Regions from separate parts of the Mus musculus genome. Here region 1 is linked to region 2. The links are chromatin loops, found by intact Hi-C in ENCODE. Cell type or tissue: heart. All regions are shown on one strand. Links, peaks and the distances in the headings refer to the core of each region. The heading gives the core; the rest is flanking DNA.

What was found. A loop is a pair of places that touch in the nucleus more often than their neighbours do. Peaks named below come from ENCODE experiments on the same cell type or tissue, not always from the same donor. Only the 100,000 strongest peaks of a DNase experiment are listed, where the experiment ranks them.
Region 1: it touches region 2 in a loop (2.5-fold over the local background); 6 of 42 quality-filtered maps call a loop at or near these places.

The regions. Positions count from the first base shown.
Region 1 is chr19:5,345,316-5,356,639 of GRCm38, forward strand. It overlaps Cst6 (cystatin E/M), which reads right to left and starts at 4,259. Exons shown (of 3, transcript NM_028623.5): 1 at 3,780-4,259; 2 at 3,082-3,207; 3 at 1-2,734. The coding sequence starts at 4,019. The coding sequence ends at 2,651. In heart, for the core only: a CTCF peak has its summit at 3,625 (motif pointing left); no DNase peak of the experiment used is centred there; H3K4me3 peaks cover 856 bases; H3K27me3 peaks cover 287 bases.
Region 2 is chr19:5,191,905-5,203,228 of GRCm38, forward strand. The region is part of intron 1 of Pacs1 (phosphofurin acidic cluster sorting protein 1); the gene reads right to left. Among named protein-coding and RNA genes, the nearest start is that of Gm30840, 72 kb to the left of the region's middle. In heart, for the core only: a CTCF peak has its summit at 3,933 (motif pointing right); no DNase peak of the experiment used is centred there.

The DNA of each region.
Region 1 (11,324 bases), core at 2,575-5,074, 150 kb after region 2:
TCACCTTCCCCACTGAAGTGAGCCGCACAACCTTAGTGGAGGCCTAGAGAAGGCCTCTTATCCTTCTAGTGGATGGAGACAGGGCCATGTGACAAGGACCAGTTGCTTTTGGGAGAGGGCCAAAGACAATGAATGGCTACTTCTGCCCAGCTGCTTTAAGGCTCAGATGAGTCCCAAGGGTCTGACTCATCGGAGCCCAGGCAGGATGTCCAGAGCCTGTGTCCACAGTGGGACACAATGGGACTCTTGTCTATACTGAGCATTGAGTCGAGGTGAAACTCAGTTCTGGCTCAGGGGCTCCCCATCAAGGGTCAGCCATCTTCCATCATTTCTAACCATATTGCTCTTAGTAGAGGCCAATCTAGAGGGTTGTGGAGGTTGGAGACTGGTGGTTTGACCAACACCCACACACACCATTGGTTTGTTCCAGGCAGCAGTTCTTTCTCCAGAAACTTAAGACAGAGCATCGCTTGGTGGAGGCTCCTCTCACTAACCCTTGCTTAGTCATGCCCAGGAATACATAAAGCAGAGGAAATACCATCTGGGATTTGGGCACTGATTCCAGGGGTGGAGAAGCCACTAGAGACAGATGTCCTGACTCTTGCCTCCCCTAGCCCTCACACATTCATTCAACAAGTATTTCCTGTCACCTGCCCTATACTGGCTCCATGCTTGGTATCTTCTAGTTGATGGAACTTGGGAAACCTTCCAAGCAGTGACTGCATAGCACAAACTGCACTGTCATGGGTATCAGGTTCCAGTAGAAGCAGGGCTGCGAGTCCCCTCTCAATATCAAATCCAGTCCCTCGGTGTGTCAGGTTTCCCAGGTGACACTCGGCCTCCATTTCCTCCATGACGTGGCCTTTGAAGGCAGTAGATGGAACCCCAGCTGCCCTGGTGTTCATGAGGTCACAGAAGTGGGGTGGGAGAGTCAGACAGGAACAAGTTAGGTGTGAGACCTTTCTTAGGAAGGAAGTGTGAGATAGTGAAGAGTGGCTGTCTGGTTACCCTCCCTGCTACCCCAGTGATGCCAGCTTGAGCCTAGCACCTTCAAAGCAACTGGTGACTATGGCCTGTCCCCAGGTTAGATGCATGTTGGTGTATCTGAACAAGACTTCTGGATGTGATGTAAATGCTGGCTTGGAGGGAGGGGTGCTGTATACTCATCTCTGGGTTACTTAATGCTTCTCCAATGTGTGTGCATTCTGCCTGGTGCCTCTGCTTCTGTCTCTAGGCTGTGTTGCTAGCATCTTCAGGACATGTCCACAGGCACCTGAATGGGTCCTGGGACTGCCTCCCCTAACTGTTTGACCATGTGTATAACAAGAATTACAACTACAAAGAAATTTACAAAGAATCTAACACCTGCTTCCTTCAGTCCAACATGACATTGTCTGGTCCCTGTCCCTCCTGTGAGAGTGATCCCTCCTGGATAGCAGTTCTTGTCCCCTCTGGAACTCCATGGCTCAGGATCATTTAGGAATCTTTCCCAGAGCAAAACTCTGAGAAAGTACCCCTGGGAAGGATGTGAGGGGTGTGTACTGGCTTCATGACCTCTGGCCTAAGGAACTCAGGAGAGAAAGTCACCTCCAGCTGCCAGTACATACGAGAATCTTTGTGAGCTGGAAACCCAGTCCTGTAGGGCCCATGGAGTTGAGCAGCCATCTTACACAACTGTTTGGTACTGAGAGTTCAGCAGGATAGGGGCTTCCCTTCACAAGCTAGCTGATGAGGGGACTGGACTGGATTGGAGACTGCTTGGAGGTCCCTCATGTAGCCACAGTCATGCCCATAAGGCCTGGTGTCGGGGCCTTAGAGGGCTGTAGTCTGAGAACTTGACATTCCCCCAATATATATGTGGTCAAATGTTCCAGACATGCTGAGTTGGAATGGTGCGTGCCTGTGATCCCAGCACTTGGGAGGCGGAGGCAGGTGGACCTCTCAGTTTGAGGCCAGCCTGGTCTACAGAGTGAGTGCTAAGACAGCTAGGGCTATGCAGAGAAACCCTTCCTCAGAAAAAAAGAAAAACATTCCAGCTACCGAGATATGAAAGGCTTTGCTGCTGTCGCAGAATGTACCTTGCTAAAAGCAAGCAAGGTCTCATGAGGGCCCTGTAAGCCGCTGGCTGGTGCTCTTTGCTGCTTCACCATTTGAGGGCAATAACAAGAGCTGTGTCACTAAAAAACTCACTGGTCTGAGCCATCAGGCTTTGCGACCCTCCTGACCCCAGGTTTTGACACCCTCCTCCTCGGAGTCCCAGCATGAACCCTGGGAGAGAGGCTGGACTGGCTCACACAGACATCCCTACTGTAGCTAGTCTCCGGTATCCATCTTCTGTGTCTTTCTTTCCTCCTCTGAGACCACTGAAAATGTCTGGAAGAGGGGCTTCCTCTGAGGACCCTACCCTCAGTACTGCCTCAGAGGGATCAGTAGGGGCTCCCCTGGAGGGTAAGGACATGGTGCCCAGTCAGCTGTGGGGTTCTGAGAGTCACTGGGAGCAGAGTGAGGGTCAGGGTGAGTGAAACACACAGGAGAAAGCAGTGCAAGAAGCAGAGCTGCAGATTTATTGCAACAGACGTGGCCCGTGGCCCTGAGGCGCCTCCACCATGCTTGTTCCCATGGGGCCCTGACTCTGTCACCCTGGGGCCGGTCACACCTGCACGCAGTCATGCTTTAGAAGCTGAGTAGTGTTCTTCCAGGGGACTTCAAGGAGCTCAAAGTTGCAACGCAGTTTCTGAGAGGGAAGCACAGAGGACAAGGAGGGTGAGGTTGGCAGCAACCTCCTCCTCCCAGAAGTCAGCCCCCCTGACGGCCACGTCTCTCTGGAGCCGGGGACAGACCATGAGTGGTCCCAAAACATGGAATCAGAAGGCAGGAGATGCTCCCAGGTTTATCTCAGGCAACTCCTACCCCACGAGGAATCCCCAGTCTCTCTTCTGCACTCCACCCTGGCCTGAGTCATACAAGAGCCAAAGCGAACAGGTGGAGCCAGGCTTCTGCCTGACCAGATAGACTGGTCAGGATAGACAAGCTAAGGGCCTCAGACCCTGCATGGGGTTGGGATGGGGTCGGTGCTGTTACCTCCTGCTGCCCCCCTGCAGCCAGAGGGCAGGTGGTGAGGTCCATGTGTTCTCCAGAGACTCTGGTCTTTCGGCACTCTGTGCTTTCTATGTCCAAAGTCAGGTAGTACTTGATGCCAGCCACCAGCTGGGAACCAAACAGGGCAGGTGAGAGATGCCTGGGAGTCCAACCTGTGTGTCTATGCTTTCCCTCCCTCTAAGAGTCTCCACTCTCCCAGGCAAATGCAACCCTCTGACCTACATATTCAGACCTGGAGTGGAGGCAGGAACTTCTGTGTGTGAGCAGAGCCCTAGGCTGGGCAAGAAGCTGGAGAGCTCCTGTCTGCGGCTAGACTGTAAAGGTGAATGGTATGTGGCACCTACACTGGGCCCTTCCACTCCACCTGGCAGGTTGGGGAAGTGAGGTTAGTTATGCCAAAGGAGGCTGCATCCTGCATTTCTTTGATAGTTAGATAGCGCTGCTTCCAGAGGACTTTACTAATCTGTTTTGTTTTGAAGTATTTCATAGAAAGGTCTGGGGGTTATGGTTGGTTTTAGTGCCCCCTTGTGTTTGGTAGCAAGCTAAGCAGCTCTCTGTTTATCTCCTGTCTCCTGTCACCTGTCCTCGGTCCCCCTGTCCCTGTCCCTCTCCAAATTGTCCCTCTCCACAGCCACTCTGTTCCATAACCTGTCCCACAACCTCTGTCCCAGCCACCGCACCTGATATTTTGCATCGATGACTTTGGTGTCTCGGAAGTAGTAGAGGCTGTCGCTGCCCATATTGTAGCTGGCCACAGCTGCCTGTGCGGCCTTTTGCACCCGCGGGTCGGTGGGTGACAAGTTCTGGCGTTCTCCGGTCCTGCGGCTCCGCAGCTCGGCGCGGGCGTCAGGTGACAGGGTCAGGAGGCAGAATGCGAGCAGGCCAAGGCCCATCGCCAGCGGGAAGTGAGGACGCTCCATAGCCGCGGATTCAGTGTCTGGACTTCCATCCTGCGCGGCTTTTACAGCCTTCGCGGGCCCCTCCCGGCCCCGCCCAACGCCTGCTTGTTTCCTTAGCAAGCCTGGACCAGCTTGCAGGTGCCTGGAGGCGGGTGCACCTCCCCTACCTACGCAGTGTAAGAACCAGAGATGGCACACAGGTCCCAGAACCTCTACGTGTAGAGATGCTGGCCTATCATTCCTATCTCCCAGGAGGGAGAGAACAGTTCATACCAGGGCCCTGACGTTTGAGTTGCCAAAAGCAATTATATGGTTACATTCTTACTGCTATCATTTTATCATTTCCTTTTCTCTTTCTTTCTTTCTTTCTTTCTTTCTTTCTTTCTCTCTCTCTTTCTTTCTTGTTTGTTTGTTTGTTTCGAGACAGGGTTTCTCTGTGTAGCTCTGGCTGTCCTGGAACTCACTTTGTAGACCAGACTGGTCTCGAACTCAGAAATCACCTGCCTCTGCCTCCCGAGTGCTGGGATTAAAGGTGTGCACCACTATCATCCGGCATTGCCACCATTTTCTTATCGTGCCATTTTTAGAGAAATTATAACTCCCAGCCTGCATTTCTTCTTCTGAAAAATAAATGCTATAAGGATCGATGAACTGACACAGGTAAAGAGCCTAAGAGAGGCCGGGTGCCATGCAAACAAACGGTGGGTGGGTAGGAGTCCTTACTACTCAAGCCGGCACTACTGTCCCTCACAGCCATGGTGGACCCGGTTGGCTGACCCTTTCACTTTGCAGAGGTGGGACGCCATGGCACAGAAGGGAGAAGTAATATGTGCAACGATTTCAACTGGTCCCTAGTAAGTAAGTATACTGAAGAGCCTAAGTCGTGTGTGTGTGTGTGTGTGTGTGTGCTATAAAATAAGATCTTGTGTGTCCCTGGCTGACCTTGAATTTCATAGCTCAGGATGACTTTGAACTCCTGATCTCCCTGCTTCTCCCTTCCAAGTGCTAGCATTACCATCATATTTTATTTGGTGCTGAGAACAGAATGCAGGGCTTCATGTGTGCTAGAGACAAGCACTCTACCAACTAATATCCCTAGCCTCATTTCATTTTGCTGGGCTTGAACCTAGGGTCTTATGCATGCTGGGCAAACACTTCACCTGCAGCCCTCGTTTTTTTTGTTTGTTTGTTTGTTTGTTTGTTTTGTTTTCAAGACAGGGTTTCTCTATGTATCCCTGGCTGTCCTGGAACTCACTCTGTATGTAGACCAGGCTGGCCTCGTACTCAGAGATCTGCCTGCCTCTGCCTCCCAAGTGCTGGGATTAAAGGCATGCGCCACCATGCCCGGCATGCAGCCCTCGTTTTACTCCTTATCTCTAGATAGGGACTTGTTGATCACCCAGGCTGACCGTGAAGCCCTTGCTCTGTAGACTGCAGGCCTTGAGTCTGTGGCTTCCCAGCTTCAGCCTCCTGGCAGGGATTACAAGCCTGTGCTACCAGGTCAAGTTCTTGTCTATGTTCTTAGCTCAGGCTGAGTTTGAAAAGAAAGACTTGCCTCCGAAGAGGGGTGAGTCACGCCAGGTGCCATCTTTCTAACTGGGAGGCTTTGGATAGTCACTCAGGGCCTGGGTGTCCTACGGGAAATAGGATGACAAGTCTTTTTTCCTAAAGCTGTTCTTCTGACTGACAATGACAGTTCCACACTCTCATCCCTAAGGACACTGGACATCCAGTGGGGTAGGAGCAGATCAGCCACCCCATGGCAGCTGCACGTGGGCTGCCCTGGCAAAGTTTCCTTCCCCGGGCATCTTATTTCATGTTTTCTGACTAGCTCAAAGCCACTTTCCCTCTTTTCTTTTTTTTTTCCCCACTTTACTTATCTATTTTTTATTACTTTTTTTTAAGAGAAATGTTCATGCCTCAGCATGGGAGAGGTGCGTGTGTGTGCGTGCCATAGCGTGCACACGCAGAAGGTGAGAGAGGTGTGCGTGCCATAGCGTGCACACGCAGTTTCCCAGAACTGGTTTTCTCTTTCCACCAGGGGGTTCTGAAGTTTGAACCCAGGTCTTCAGCCTTGGCAGCACGCGTCTTTACCACTGAGGGCCATCTCACGGGCCCTCCCTGAGGGTCCTAAATGGAACTTGAAAGAAGAGGCTGCTTTCAGCACCTAGCAGACGATTAGAACTTGAGAAGCCATTGCTCCGCTGTGGTGACTATTACAGGCAGGCACCGGGAACATTCTTCCTCCAGTTCTAGACCTTTGAGCATGCCAGGCTCGTGACGCACTGATTCTGGACCCCGAGTGTGATCGCTCCCCATCCAGCTACGAGCTTGCTCCACCCAACAGCCCAGCTATGAAAGACAAACTGCCAGGCCCAGGGGATCCCACCTGTGATTCCAGCACTCGGCAGCAGAGGCAGGCAGAGCTCTGTGAGTTCAAGACTAGCCTGGTGTTCATAGTGAGTCCCAGACCAAGGATACATAGTGAGTCTTATGAGACTTTGTTGTCCCCTCAGCCTCCCCTCCCCCCCCCCAAAACAAAGACAAAGAACTACTACCTTAAGACCACAAGTTTGGTGCAGGCCCATAGACACCAATTTAGAAGATAACTACACCAATCTTGATCTAAACCAGGCAGGGTCCCTGAGTTGGAAACCCTGAGTTGGGGACCCTGGGAAGGGGGTAGAACAAGAAACAAGACAGCTCACAAGGGACTCGGGAGTGAAGCAAAACCAAGGGGCCAGGAAGCCTCCCCAGCTCTGAGCTCACCTGTCATGGGATTCAGTTACAGCCACGTGTACCTCCTACAGCTCCCTCAGGAATCCCTCAGTTGGAGGGGCTGAGCGAAGGCTTGAGTAGTAAAGCGCCCGCCACACAGCGTGTGGATCTCAGTTCAGATCCTCCGCACCCACACAGAAAACAGGCTGGTTCCAGGAGCTCTGGCCAACCAGGCTGGCTGAGCTAATGAGCTCCTGATTCAGTGAGAGACCCCGTCTCAGAAAATAAGGTGGAACGCAAGTGAAAAGGGCACTTACTGAGTTCTGGCCTCTACACACACTGATGGAGAGTAGATGAGTTCCTGGGTTACTGAGCCCTGCCCTCTTGTCCACTGCCAATGAAGCCAACAAGTCCCTAACATGCAATCTAGCAATGCCCAAGGGCCTTTCAGCACACTGATCACTTCTCGAGCACCAAGGTAGGTGGGCTCTTTTACAAATGTATCATTCAGGGAGTTAATCTGAGGCCATTTGGCTAAACTGGAGTCTTGGAGAGAAAGAAGGGCCTAGAACGGTAATTGAAAATTCCAGCGTCTTGCCATACTTTGTCCCAGGGCCTGACATATTTCACTCTCATGGTGGCTCTGCAGAGCAGTGGCCATCATCTCTTCCTTCCAAGAAATGAGACCAAAGGGAAAGAAAGGGTCAGTAGTGGCACCTGGAGTAGCTTCCACATGCCACCAATGTCCTAGGGTATTAACCCCAGTCTGTTCCACAGGGATATAAGGCCCACTTCGTGGAGAAATGACATTTACAGGTGTGCTGCTCCATCCTGCAAAGGTCTTGGGCCAAGAATAAGCTAAAAATTGCCTATCCCCACTGGCCACAGGACAGTCTCCAGTTGTACTGTGGCCCAGAGGCCCCCAGCCTCGGTTGTCCACAACAGTCTTCTCTGGCTTGTAGCCCAGCAGATCTTTAATTCTCTTGCCTGAGTCTTTAAGTAGGTGGAAGACATTCCACCCTTCAGGCTCTTGCTGTCATACCACATCCTGGAAAGAAAATTTTATAACAAGGACACCTGTGGCCCAACAGTGACTAAAGGTCACCTGTAATCCACCAGTGACTCCATGGAGGAGTTCCCCTAAATGCCTTCCCTTATGCAGCTGGTTGAGGTTTCCAGTCTCTTCCCTGTGGAACGGAGGTGAGGCTCAGGGCAATGGAGCAAATTCCTCCCGATCTCTGGGAATAAAGACAATTTTGTTGAACACAGGTCTACTGGCACTCCATCCAGACCTAGCAACGACACTCAGAGTGTCCTGATCTTTGTGTGGAGGGGACATCTAGATCATGAAGGATGACTGTCAGCTCCCACATCATGCCTTCAATACCACAGCGTAAGGAAGTGCCCTGGGCTATGTTCGTTCAAGTAGCCCCCATTTCTTCCTTCTCAGGGATGGAAGGAGAGAGCCCCAGTGGCCCTTGGATTAGTGAGCTGGTTTGTTACACTCTCTAGACCACATCTGAGCACCAAAGATGACAGGGGCTGAGGGATCAAATGCTGGCAGGAAGCAAGGATGAGGGACAGGCTCACCCATGTTCTCAGCCCAGTGGGCAGGTAGGCCCAGCATGCTGAACACTGTACACAGATACTAGAAAAGGCCATTCCTGTCTTCCCTCACCAGGTTTACTTTCCCCATCAGCACACCAGCCTTGGTCTCTTTGGTAGGCTAATCAAGTTGGATCTGGTTATACTATACACTCTGAAGGCCCTTTGTCCCCTGCTGCCCTGCCCCAGGACTGATCCAGGAACTTATGTGGGTTGCAATATGAGGCCTTGATAAAGGGTTCATGGCCTGCCAATTTGTCTCAGGCACAGCCCACGGCTCAAGGGAGGGACGAAGCAGGTTTCAGACCCTTCAGAAACAAAGCCTGTGGGAAAGCCAGAGAGACAAATGGGAAGTGAACAGTGTAGAGAGCCTGTCTGTTACACACAGTCACAACAAGGGCCAGGGCCAGAGCCAGGTGGACTAAGACAGGTAACCAACACAGACTGGAGCCAGAGGGCAGGGCAATGGTGGCACACGCCTTTAATCCCAGCACTTGGGAGGCAGAGGCAGGCAGATTTCTGTGTTTGAGGCCAGCCTGGTCTACAGAGCGAGTTCCAGGACAGAGGGGTATACAGAAAAACCCTGCCTCGAAAAACAAACAAACAAAAACCCTGGAGCCAGAGAAGAGGAGATAAATGGAGGTCTCCCTTCCTTGCTTGGCTTTGGCTACAGTCTGGCAGAATTAAAGCTGAAGTACGGGTAGGCTATGGTTTAACCAAGACCTTGCCTAAGTACACTGGGCCTGTGTGATAGTGTCATGTATGTGGGTGAGGCCTGTGAGGCAGGGTAGGAAGAGGGGGAAACTCCAGACATGTGGAGGAAAAGGACTTTCTCACACTAGAATCTGGTTGAAGTCTTTCACCAGCTGAGAATCAGGGGATTCTAACACACTTAGCATCTGGTTAGGGCCTGTCTCCCTTCCCATCTGTAAACTTACAATTTTCTAGGACTCTCAGCAGAAATCCCTTAACCCCAGAAAAATCAACTCTCCCTTTAGAAGACCATACCCCTGCTAGAGAGACAGCTCAGAGATGAAAGGCGTTTGCTTCTCTTTCAAGGACCAGGATTTGACTCTCAGCATCCACACGACAACTCACAGCTGCCCATACCTCTAGTTCTAGAGCAGATAACACTCTGTCATGGCTTGCTCTGGCACTGCACATGTGTGGTTCACAGGCCAATATCCATGCAGGCAAGCACTCATACACATAAAGTAAAAATAGCTGGGTATGGTGGCGTATGCTTTAATCTCAGCACTGTGAAGGCAGAGGCAGGTGGATACACACCTGTGAGTTCAAGGCCAGCCTGGTCTATATAATGAGTCCTAGGACAGCCAGGGATACATAGGGAAACCCTGTCTCAAAACAAAACAAAACAAAACAAAACAAAACAAAACAAAACACATAACAACAAAAATGGGGGGGAGGGTGCTGGATAGACAACTCAGTGGTTAAGAGCACTGACTGCTCTTCCAGAGATCCTGAGTTCAATTCCCAGCAACTACATGGTGGTTCACAATCATCTGTAATGAGATCTGATGCCCGATTCTGGTGTGTCTGAAGACAACTACAGTGTGCTCATATACATAAAATAAATAAATCTTTAAAAAAAAGTGTATCTGCGTAAAAAAAAAAAAAGCTGTGTACCACCACTACCCATTTTGTTTTTAGATCTTAAAAGAAATCTATACTTGCTTAAAAGAAGTCTGCTGTGGCAACTATCTTCCAGCAACTCACCAAAATGACAAATACAGTGGAAATAGAAGGGACACTTAGTGCATTCCTCTAGGCCTCTTAGGAAACTTTGAGTTGTGCCCTTGGCTACATACAGGAGAGTCCACAAGAAGGCTGATATTGTAGACACTAAGGTAATGGCACTGTTCAAGAAGTGCCCCACAAGCCAGGTATGGCACACACCTTTAATCCCAGCACTCGGGAGGCAGAGGCAGGTGGATTTCTGAGTCCAAGGCCAGCCTGGTCTACAGAGTGAGTTCCAGGACATCCAGGGCTACACACAGAAACCCTGTCTCGAAAACAAAACCAAAACAAAACAAAACAACAACAACAAAACAAAAACCAAAAAAAAAAAGTGCCCACAAGGAAGGGCCTGCATCCCTCAGCCCTCTGTGAATCTCATCCTAAACAAGCAAGGTAAGGGTAAGACTCTCGCCATAAGAACGAACGATCGCCAAGGCAGCTGGCTTCCTGAAGCTGGTGAAGGAAAACAGTCAGAAAAAAGAAAGAAAGCCAAAGAACGCGGTTAGTGTGGACCAACAGACAGGGAGAAGCCGCTGGGTCCTGCTTACGGCTGCCTTCCAGGGTGAGATGCACACACAGCCCTGCTTCACCGTTAAGGATCCCTGGCAGGACAATCAGTAATCAATACACAGTGGTCCCACAATTATCCCAGCCCTGTTTCCTCAGAGTTTCCCTTTTACAATTCTATTATTCCAAGATAATGGCATAAACCTTATGTTCCCCTTGACAAGCAACTACAGATTCAACACATATTTCTAGCCTTCAGGTCAAGAAACAGAAGTGCCACACCAGGTGTTATAACACATGTCTGGAACCTCAGCACTCTGGAGGCAAGAGGCAGGAGGGTCAAAGTTCAAAGTCATCCTCAGCTACAAAGCAAATCTGAAGCTAGCCTGGCCCCATGAGTCCTCTGAGTCAAAGGAAGAGGACAGAGAAAAAAGGAAACAGGGAAGGGAGGGGAACGGAGGGGAGGGGAGGAGAGAGGAAGGGAGGGGAGGGGAGGGGAGGGGAGGGGAGGGGAGAGAGGGGGAGAGGGAGAGGGGGAGGGGGGATGAAAGGGAGAGGAGAGGGAGAGAAGAGGAGGGGAGGGGGAGAGGGGAGGGGAGGGGGAGAGGGGAGGGGGAGGGGAGGGGGAGGGGGGGAGGGGGAGGGGAGGGGGAGGGGGAGAGGGGAGGGGGAGGGGGAGGGGGGAGGGGGAGGGGAGGGGGAGGGGGGGAGGGGGAGGGGAGGGGGAGGGGGAGAGGG
Region 2 (11,324 bases), core at 2,924-5,423:
ATCCTTTATCTTTTAAAAATAAGATGCTGTTTCCTTTTTTCTTAACTGTCTTCTTGTAGCACTAGGCAAGCTCTCTACCACTGACCTACATCCTAGCTCTTAAGATGATGATGGCTAGAGATGGCCCAGCAGTTAGGAGAACTTGCTGCACTTGCAGAAGCTGGAGTTTGGTTCAAAGGAACCATGTTGGGTGGCTCATAATTGCATATAACTCCAGATCTGGGGATCCAACACCTGAACACTGTGTATATATGTGCTTGTGGTACATGGACAGGCAAAGAGACAAGAACATACAGACACACATGCATGTACGTACACGTATACACACACACACACACACACACACACACACACACACACTCTCTCTCTCTCAAGGGGGAGGGGGATGAATCAGCTCTTCATATCTGTGGGTTATGTATCCAGGGGTTAAACCAAAAAATATTTTGAAAAAATATTACCCATACTGAATATGCTCAGACACTTTCCTTGTCATTATTTCCTAGATAACACAACTATTTACTTAGCATTTACATTGTTTTTATAGAGATAAATATGTCTTTTCAGTGAGAAATCACTCTCAACACTAGAGATGAAAGAAAGCTCTCTGATTGCTCAAATAAGAGCTGGCCTTGAATATGAGATTTCACTAATATATATATACTTTAGGCTTATGCATTCTAAAGTCATTCTTATCTCTCTTAGGCCCTGGTTTCAGGTTACACTCTGAACAATTTAAACAGACAAACTTCAAGCCTAGGTGCTTAGGCAATCAGGAGATTTACATAGCAAAGACATTACCAGAACTTTAATTTTTTTTTTTTTTAGTTTTTACTTTTTGTTTTTTTGAGACAGGGTTTCTCTGTGTAGCCCTAGCTGTCCTGGAACTCAATTTGTAGACCACCTCTGGGATTAAAGGCCTATGCCACCACCTGGTCAGAATTCTTTCTTAGGTACACTATTGTTGTTCTTTTACTAATAGTAATTACCCAGAGTCATCTTGTCTACCTGGCAGAATTGTGTTAATGGAAGACCCCGTGTTGCTTGCTCCCCTTCAGACATGTCTTTAGACAATGGGCCTAATGGCTCCTTGTAGATAGGGGCTGGCTTGGTTATAGGAATGGACCCTGCTGGCTAGGGAGTCCTGGTGAATAACTGTTTACATCCTAGTCCCTCAATGCTAACTGTTTTCTAACAGCCTTGGTTAGTTTACTACTTATCTTTGGGTATTTTGGAGCAGTGCTCCTTAAGCTGATTCTACTTGTTTAACCTTAATATTACATACCTAAGCAAATCTATTAGTAAACCCTTTATAACATCAGTTTTATTGCTTAGGGTTTCTTCTCACATCAGTATTAAGTCTCATAGGTAATACAGAGACGATTTAAAGTATATGGGAATAAAGTGCTATAAAGATGGCCTAGTCATTAAGAGTACTTGTTGTTCTTCCATTCTGTTCCTTGCATCTGTATCAGGTGACCCACACCATTTGTAACTCCAGTTCCAGGGAATCTGACACACTCTTTTGGCCTCTGTGAGTACACACATAGCACAAACACATAAATACAGATAAAAATAAATCCTTAAAAAAATTTAAAATTGGGGGCTGGAGAGATGACTTAGCGGTTAAGAGCACTGACTGCTCTTCCAGAGGTCCTGGGTTCAATTCCCAACAACCACATGGTGGCTCACAACCATCTGTAATGAGATCTGATGCTCTTTTCTGGTGTGTCTGAAGACAGCTACAGTGTGTGTGTGTGTGTGTGTGTGTGTGTATAATAAATGACTCTGGGCTGGAGAGAAGGCTCAGCTGTTAAGAGCACTGTCTGCTCTTGCAGAGGGCTGGGTTCAATCTCCAGCTCCCACTCGGCAGCTCACCACTGTCTGTGGCTCCTGCTCCATGGAATCTGACACCCTCCCACAGACATGCATGCAGGCAAAACACCAATGTACATAAAATAAAAATAAATTATTAAAAAAATAAAAAATTTTTATGTGTAGAGTGTTTGCTGACATGTATATATGTGGGCCATGTGTGTCTAGTGTCTGAGAAGGCTAGAAGAGAGCACTAGTGCCTCTGGAACTGGAGTTATAGCCACCATTTGGGTTCTATGAGTCAAATTCAAGTCCTGTGGAAAGACTGCCTGTCCTGCTGTCCTGTTAACCACCGAGTCACCTCTTCAGCTCGAAAAATGGTCTTGTAGGTTCTGGAGAGCACACAGTATGGCAATATTAATATTTTAAGAGATTAAGAAAAACAAGAAAATATACAATTACATATAAATATATGAATATCATAAATACAGAAAAGTATCTGGGAAGACATGCAACATGCAGCACATCACGATTTAGCAGGCTGGCGTGAGAAGCTAAGAATGGCAGGGACTAAGCTAACTGTACTTTCACTGTGGCTTTACCCACCTTTCATAAAGATTTATTTGTTTATTTATTTTATGTATGTGAGTACACTGTAGATGTACAGATGATTGTAAGCTTTCATGTGGTTGCTGGGAATCGAATTTTTAGAACCTCTGCTTGCTCTGGTCAACCCCACTTGCTCTGGTCGGTCCCACTCGCTCCAGTCAACGTGGCTTGCTCAGTCCCTGCTTGCTCTGGCCCAAAGATTTATTTATTATTTTATATATATAAGTACACTGTAGCTGACCCCAGATGCACCAGAAGAGAGCATCAGATCCCACTATGGGTGGCTGTGAGCCACCATGTGGTTGCTGGGATTTGAACTCATGACCTTCGGAAGACCCACTGAGTGCTCTAACCCACTGAGCCATCTCATTAGCCCTTTTTTCTACTTTTAATTTGAGGATCGTGTACATGTATTGTTTCTTCCCAGGTTTTTATAAACAAACTAGAAATGTCCTACATGGGAAGCACTCCCTTCAGCAGAGTATGGCGTGTGTGAGTCTGGGCTGTCTATGGTTGGGAACCCAGCACAGGCTCACCAGTGGAGTTAGCATTTCCCTATCTACTGAAGCAAACCTAAGAACTCCAAATATTCAAAAGCTTCCCCTTGCTTCTGGGTGGTACAGCTGTGGATCCCAAGCCTTAGCATCACCTAAGAGGTTGTCAGAAACAGACCCGGGGCTCTTGCAGCCCTGCTGATCTGAATCTGAATCTATCAAGGTGCATGGAGATTCTTATACACAGGAGAGCGTGCAGTGCACTGGCCTGTGGCACACTTTCAATTATGCTGTTACTACTCTTCTGCTGTTTGTTGTTGTTTCTTAAGTAATTAACTAAATTTTGGTTTTTCAAGACAGGGTTTTTCTGTGTATCCCTGGCTGTTCTGGAACTCGCTCTGTAGACCAGGATGGCCTCAAACTCAGAGATTGGTCTGCCCCTGTCTCCCAAGAGCTGGGGTTAAAGGTGTGTGTGCTAATATGCCAGGCTCACTTTTACTACTTAAAACAGGTGACTTTTGGGTGAAAAAAAAAATCTCACCACCAGTCATGGGTACCCAGTGAAAATTCAGAAAAAGCCAGTTTTCCTCTGTAGGGTACCATATGAACAACCATTGTGGACACTAGGGCTCAGACACTAACATCTCAAGTGAATGACAGAATTGAAAGGTGAAGGTCTAACCTAGTATTTTCAGGTTGTAAAGAACTTGTTTTACAATGGGGCTGGAGCGACGGTAGCAGTGAAAGCACTTTGCTCTTGTAGAGGCGGCTAGGTTACCAGCACCCACGTGAGAAGGTGCAGAGCCACATGTGACTCCAGTTCAGGATATCTAGCACTCTCCAGACATCTGTGGGCACTCACACACGTGTGACACACAAATACACATGCATAAAAATAAAATAAGGTCAATTTGCTAAGAAGCATAAGAAGTACTTTCACAAAGAATTGCCTGAGCGGCCTGGCCATCACGTCAGCCAATGTTTTGTCATTATGTCAATGGTCTAGATAAGGACATTAACCTGTAGGTGGCACCAAAGAGGCAACTCTAACCACAAGAAGCCAGTCAGTCAGGTCACCTTGCTGTCTAGATGGCAGGATGAATATTTAGCTAAAAAGGTACACATTAAGGTTAAATTGACCAATAGTGAAGGCCAAAGATGTGTGATGGTTTGTCAGGAAAGCAGGCAAAGCTAAGGAAGCAGGTCTGTGGAACAGCACCACGTATGTCATTAATATAAAACACAGCCTCCAATTAAGGAGAAAGAGTAAACCATGTTGGATAATTAGTTAGCTGGCTGGAAAAATAAATACATTTGAATCCCTACTTGACATATCAAATTAAGTTTCAGATGACCAGAGGCTTAATATCTATCTATCTATCTATCTATCTATCTATCTATCTATCTATCTATCTATCTATCTATCTACACACACACACACACACACACACACACACACACACACACACACACACACACATATTAGAAAACTGATCCATCCAAGTACTAGAAGAAAAGATGAATAAAATAATTTTAAGCAGTCTTAAAATAGGGAAAGATAGGGAAAGGTTTTTGTAAGTTAAAAAAAATTAATAAAGACAATTAAAATCCAGGGATTACGGTCTGGGCATGGTAGCACATGCTTTTAATTCCAGCACTCGGGAGGAAGAGGCAGGGAGATTTTCAAGAGTTCAAGGCCAGCCTGGTCTACAAAGTGAGTTCCAGGGCAGACAGCTATTATATAGAGAAACCTTGTCTCAAAACAAAACAACAAAGTCCGGCTTGAGGCCCTGATCATTAGTCCTGGGGCAAATGCTCAATAAATGCTCCCTGACTGACTGAGACTGCTGTTCATGTAGTTTGTGAAGTGACTCCTGGACCCAAGAAGACACCAAGAAGGCTGAAATAGTCTTCTGATGGCTAAGCAGCATCCTGTGAGACCGAACAATGAAGCCTTTTGCTGCTACAAATGGGTTGAATAAGGACTGATGATGGTTAAGAGTTCACACCTATCCCTAACTCCAGTTCCAGGGTATCTGATGCTCTCTCCTGATCTCCACAAGCACCAAGGCACACATATGGTGTAAATACACACACACAGTCAAAATGCTCATACGCATAAAACAAATAAATCTAAGGGAAAAAAGATTAAAAATTATTGGATTCTTATTTAGTTGAAGTATTTTTGCTACGGCTAGAAAGTCAACTTCTCCTAGGGTAGTTCTGAAAGGCAAAGTTACATTAAATGGGTAAGTAACTTCAAACACTAAAATAATGCAATTCTATACCAAAGACTGCATCAATTTTGAAAAAGTTTTAAGAATAAAATCAAATCATGATATGCAATCACACGTCTAGAAAGGTCAGAAATCAAGGAACTTATCTTAACTTTTCCTTCTTAGACATGGCCATGCTTTGTTACCCAGGCTGACCTGGAAAACACTCTTCCAAGCCAGCCTCCCAAGAGCTGGAATTACAATGTGTCACCATCCATTATCAGACCACCTGATAATTAATTATCACTATCATCTTTTTATTCAAGATCAAAGTCCTCTTCCTTTCCTCTAAGGTACCGTTCTGACTTTCTTCTCTCTACAGTGTTCTTTGGAGAGAAAAGGAAGAGGAGACTGATGTAGTGAGTCATGGCTACTGTACTCAGTAGTGTTCGGCATTGTTTCATTCATTCACCCCAAACCCTCTGGTTACAAAACATTCCATTCACTGTTTGCAAGACAGCGAATTACGGTTGGAGGGTTAATTAAGTACTGGGTCTCAGGTGTAAAACCCTGTAACTCATGGGAAAGGATTATATATCGATGACACTTTCATTATTAACTAAATTTCATTATTAGTTAAAAGCACAGACAAACAGTATAAGTTAAATTTACAAATTGATGTACTCTACAATATTAGTTTTCAAGTCAGTTGGGTGAAATTTGAACACACAGAAGAAGAATGGGTAGTCCCCACTGAAGAGTTGTTTTACTTAGGTTGGACTCCAAAGTTTAAGATAAAGCAGATTTAGGTGCTGTGCTGGATGGTTTTATGTCAAGGTGACCCAAGCTAACGTCATCTGAGAGGAGGGAACCTCAATTAAGAAAATGCCTCCATAAGATCAGGCTGTGGGTGCCAGCAGGTGCTAGTGCGCACCTTTAGTTGCAGCCTTTGGGAGGCAAAGGCAGGCAGATCTCTAAGATCTTGAGGCCAGTCTGGTCTATAGAGTAAGTTCCAGGACAGCCAGAGCGACACAGAGAAACCCTACCTAGGGAAAGGAGAGGGACATGGGGCTGCAGGCAAGCCTGTAGGGTATTTTCATAATTATTGATTTATGGGGTAGAAGTCAGTCCCCCAAGGTGCTTCATCACAGCAATAGAAACCCTAAATATGACAGCTGGGGAGCACTGAAGGTCAACAGCTGCAATGATTTTCACATATCCAAAAGTTCTAGGTTGTCAATACTGAATCTTACTGTGCCATCTAAATTCCCTCAAAATCTGGCATTCTCTTTTTCCTGGACATGAATAAACTCTACATACTGGTCAGCCATCACCAGGAAGAGGTATAATGAAACCAAAAGGGAGGAGGTGGTGAGGAAGCGAGATACACGCATGTAATCCTAGTATTTTTGAGGCAATGGTAGGAGGATCTTGAATTCAAGGCTAGTCTGTGCTACATTCTCAGACCTTTTTCAAAATCTTCAAAGGCCAGGACTTAAGTTCATGGCAATGTGCTGGCCCAGCCTGTGAGAGACCCTGACTGGATCTGCAGCACTGCACTGCTCCTCTGGGGGGGGGGGGGGAGGTGGAAGGGAAGCATTTCAAAGAAAAGGGTAAGAGGAAATGAGAAGCCAAAATAGGAGATAAGAAGGATACTCCAGTATAAATAGGAACCGTGCAAGAGACACTGGGAGGAAGTAAGGGTAGGGAGAGAAGCAAGCTCCAGAGAGGTGGCAACAGAAGGATTCAGACACCACAGCAAGGCCACTGGAGGCACCATGAACCCAGATACCCATGGCTTCGGAGATGTGGTGTGCCCGAGAGAACCTTCATATTTTTAAGAATGATAATTCCACCTTGGAAGTGTGATGCTAAACTACTACAAACCATTAGAAATGCTTCTACAGCCTCAGTAGTAAAACAAAAACATATCACAAACAAACATGCACAGCTAGTCACCTTCCATCTGCCCTTTCATTTACTTATCCAACTCAGAAACAACAATGACAAACTGCATTATTTGGTATTCAGAGGAAAGAAAGCACAGGGAAGCTCGAAGAAATTTCATTTTTGGAAGTCCTACCACTGAAACTCAACAGGTGGTCAGAATGGCCCTGGGCAGTAGCACACAGAATAACTGTGGTCCTCCACCCCACCCTCAGGGACTTCAGGCTAGGGCAGAGAAAAACTCAGAATTAGGAAAATTTGATAAGCACCTCAGGAGTAAACATGATTATGGTTACTGGCTGTTTATAACCCTGAGAAATTAGAATAAAAAATGGAGTATAAAACAGGCAATTGAAAAATAAGGTCATCATATGTCTTGCTGAATAACACATTTAAGCAGGACAAGCACCCAACTCCCTCAGAGGCTGAGGCTTGTTGTCTTGCGATGTATTTATTTTCATCTTATGTACATGGGAGTTTTGTCTGAATAGATATCTGTGCACCACGTGTGTCCCTGGTGCCCACAGAGGCCAGAAGAGACCATCAGGTCCCCTGGAACTGGAGTTACAGATGACTATGAGCCATCATGTAAAATCAAAGCTGAGTCCTCTGTAAGAACAGCAGAAAATTTAACCACTGAGCGAGCTCCCCAATCATCCTGCCTTTTAATAAATAGATTTGGAATGAGAAAGAAGAGAATTTTAAAAGTTCCACATAACAAGAAGCTCTGCTGAAGCTCTCTTGAGTACAGAGTTAAACATGAAAGCATAGCTCTTCCGACAGAATCCACTCTCTATGGCCCTTAGTAAAGACCTGCTGGCAAAAATCTCTCTACATGGTCTGTTAGCGAGACTCAAGTCAAGTGTCATCCATTAAACAGCAGTGCCTTCAGCAGCCACTAGTCAAGTCAAGGAGAGGATGGGAAAAGGCCCAGGCAAGTACAGAGAAATGACTGCAGAAACTTTCCTACAAAGGACAAAAACTGGTTTATTCATGTTAAGACTCCACTGACACTAAGTAACGATAAAGTTGCTGTGTTCACCTGATCCCTAAATAGAATTAGAATTGTTATGATTTGTACAACTTTATTATTATTGGCTTTAAATTTATATAACAGAATCAAACTTTATATAAGCCGAATTTATATAAGCAGAGCCATTTTGGAAATACAGATGTTACAGAGCTGGGAGATGGTTTTGGCAGTTAGGCTCAGGATAGATTCCCAACACTCACATGGTGGTTCACAACCCTTGTAACTCCAGCTCCAGGGGATCAGATGCCGTCTTCCGACCTCTGAGGGCATTAGGTATGTATGTGGTACACAGACATTGTGGTGGTTTGAATAAGAATGACCCTATAAATTGATTATTTGGAGTCAAGTTGGTGGAACTATTTGAAAAATATGAGAAGGTATGGCCTTATTGGAAGGAGGTGTGTCCCTTGGCTTTGAGGTTTCCAAAGCACACGCTATTCCTAGTTAGCCTTCTCTTACCTCTCTTTCTGCTTCCTACTTACAGATAAGGATATAAGCTCTCTGCTACTGTTCCCCAAGCTATTCCTGTCTGCCTGCTGCCATGCTCCATGATGGTCATGGATTTAACCTCTGAAATCATATGCCTCCAGTAGACTCTTGTATAAATTGTCTTAGTCATGGTGCTTTGTCAGAGTAACTAAGACAGACAGACAAGCAGGCAAAGTACCCATACACACAAAACAAAATAAATTAACCTAAAAATGTTTTTTAAAATATCGATCGATGAGATTGGTGGCACATGCCTTTAATTCCAGCACTCAGCAGGCAGAGGCAGGTGGATGTCTATGAGTTCAAAACCCTGTAGGGGGGGCTGGCGAGATGGCTCAGTGGGTAAGAGCACTGACTGCTCTTCTGAAGGTTCTGAGTTTAAATCCCAGAAACCACATGGTGGCTCACAACCACCTGTAATGAGATCTGACACCCTCTTCTGGTACGTCTGAAGTCAGCTACAGTGTACTTATGTATAATAAATAAATAAATAAATAAATAAATAAATAAATAAATAAATCCCTGTAGGATCTGGTCTACAAAGTCAGTTCCCGGACAGCCATGGCTGTTACATAGGAAATTATGTTTCAAAAACAAACAAATAAACTAACAAACAAAAACAGTACTGATTTTAATTTGAGATACCTGGCGTTTGTCAGCCCTGAAACCTTTAATCCCAGCATTTAGGAGAAAGAGGCAGGACAATCTCTTGAGTTTGAGGCCAGTCTAGTCTACAGAGCAAGTTCCAGGACATCCAGGGCTACAGAGAAATCCCGTCTCAAAAAAAAAAAAAAAAAAAAGAAAGAAAAAGGAAAAGGAAAAGGAAAAGGAAAAGGAAAAGGAAAAGGAAAAGGAAAAGGAAAAGGAAAAGGAAAAGGAAAAGAAAAAAAGGCAGCCCTGAGCAGGCAATAAGTTTCCAGAACGTACAAAAAACACTAGTAAGGCCTACATGGAATGCTAAGGCCAGGGTAACTGTTACCTGGCTAGCATGCCATTATAATGAAACTTTCTCATACATTTCTGCTGTAACTAGAAAACGTTCTAATGTCAAGACTGACTACATATTCGGTAATGTTCTGTGCCCTTGGAAACCAACCATGATAGATGTCAGTAGAACTGTTTTGTATAGTTACCCACAATAAGCTTGGACCTGAACCAACCATCCAACGCACTTCCTGCATCTGTACATAAGCTTTTATGGCCTTTGCTTTCTTTCATAAGCTGCCTCTGGGATAGACCCCAATATAAAAGAGATACCTGCACCAATGTAAGAAACTATGTAGAATAAGACTTCTGTTTTGCGTAGTGGCCAAGAAAGTTTAAGTCTCTGGGAACTGACATCCTACTTGGCAAGAAAAGACATGTATGTGAGTAACTGACATCCTGGTCAGCAAGCTAAGACGTGAGTGTTGGACAAGTCCCATCCTGCTAAACAAATTAAGACATGAATATTAGAGAAGGTAAGTCCCCTGCCACAGTTGAATACCCCAACTAAAGGGAGCAGAATAAATGTACAACCAAGTCATGCTCCTAAGGAAACCCCCATCCCTAAATTCTGACTGGTGAATAATTTGGCAAGGTGTTTGTGGATTTTAGACTTAAAAACCCTGTAGAATCTTAACTTAATGCCACAGTTCAGTTCCTAAGTCTGGATCGTGGCCCTGGTCAATCCATCCTGGGGCATATGTTGAATAGACTATCCTATCTGACTAAGATTGGTGTTCGTGTGGTTTGTGAGGCAATTCATGGACCCCAACAATGATAGATGTTATATCTGGGACAGCCACTCCTAGGAAAGTGTCTTAGGATTTTACTGCTGGGATAAGTCAACATGACCATGGCAAATCTTATAAAGAAAAACATTTAATTGGAGGTGGCTCACAGTTCAGGGGTTTAGTCCATTATCATCATGATGGAAAGCACAGTGGCAGACAGGCGGGTACGGTGCTGGAGAGGTAGCTGAGAGTTCTATATCCAGGTAGCTAGGCAGCAAGAAGAGAGAGGGAGAAAGAGACTGGGCCTGGCTTGAGCACTGAAAACCTCAAAGTCCACCCCAGTGACACACTTCCTACAACAAGGTCACACTCTCTAATAATGCCACTCCCTGGTGACCAAGCATTCAAATCTATGAGCCTATGGGGACCATTCTTATTCAGACCACCAAACAAAAAGAAATGATGGTCTCAAGCCTTCAAAAATAAGTGGAAAGAGCTGGGCGTGGTGGCGCAAGCCTTTAATCCCAGCACTTGGGAGGCAGAGGCAGGCGGATTTATGAGTTCGAGGCTAGCCTGGTCTACAAAGTGAGTTCCAGGACATCCAGGGCTATACAGAGAAACCCTGTCTCAAAAACAAAACAAAACAAACAAGCAAACAAAAACAAAAAAGTGGAAAAACCAGAGTCAAGCCTAAGGGCTCTGCTGTAACAGCTACCTTCTTCTCATGGAAGAACAGTGTAATTCATCCTTCTGGCAGCATGTGGGCTCTCTGGGGCTGTGTTTGCTGCAGGGCTGATATCATTCACTGGGAATATAGTCACTAATTGCCACCTGATGTTTGTCAGTATCTGTCACAGATCCTAACACAGTGGTGACTGAGATAGACCTGGTGCCCTACTCTCACAGCTGGTGAGAAGTGATGAGATTCAAGTGCTAAACTATTGTTAAGATCTACAAAAGAAAGAACCAGCCATACAAATAGCTTGAAACGAAATGCCCCAAGGGTGTG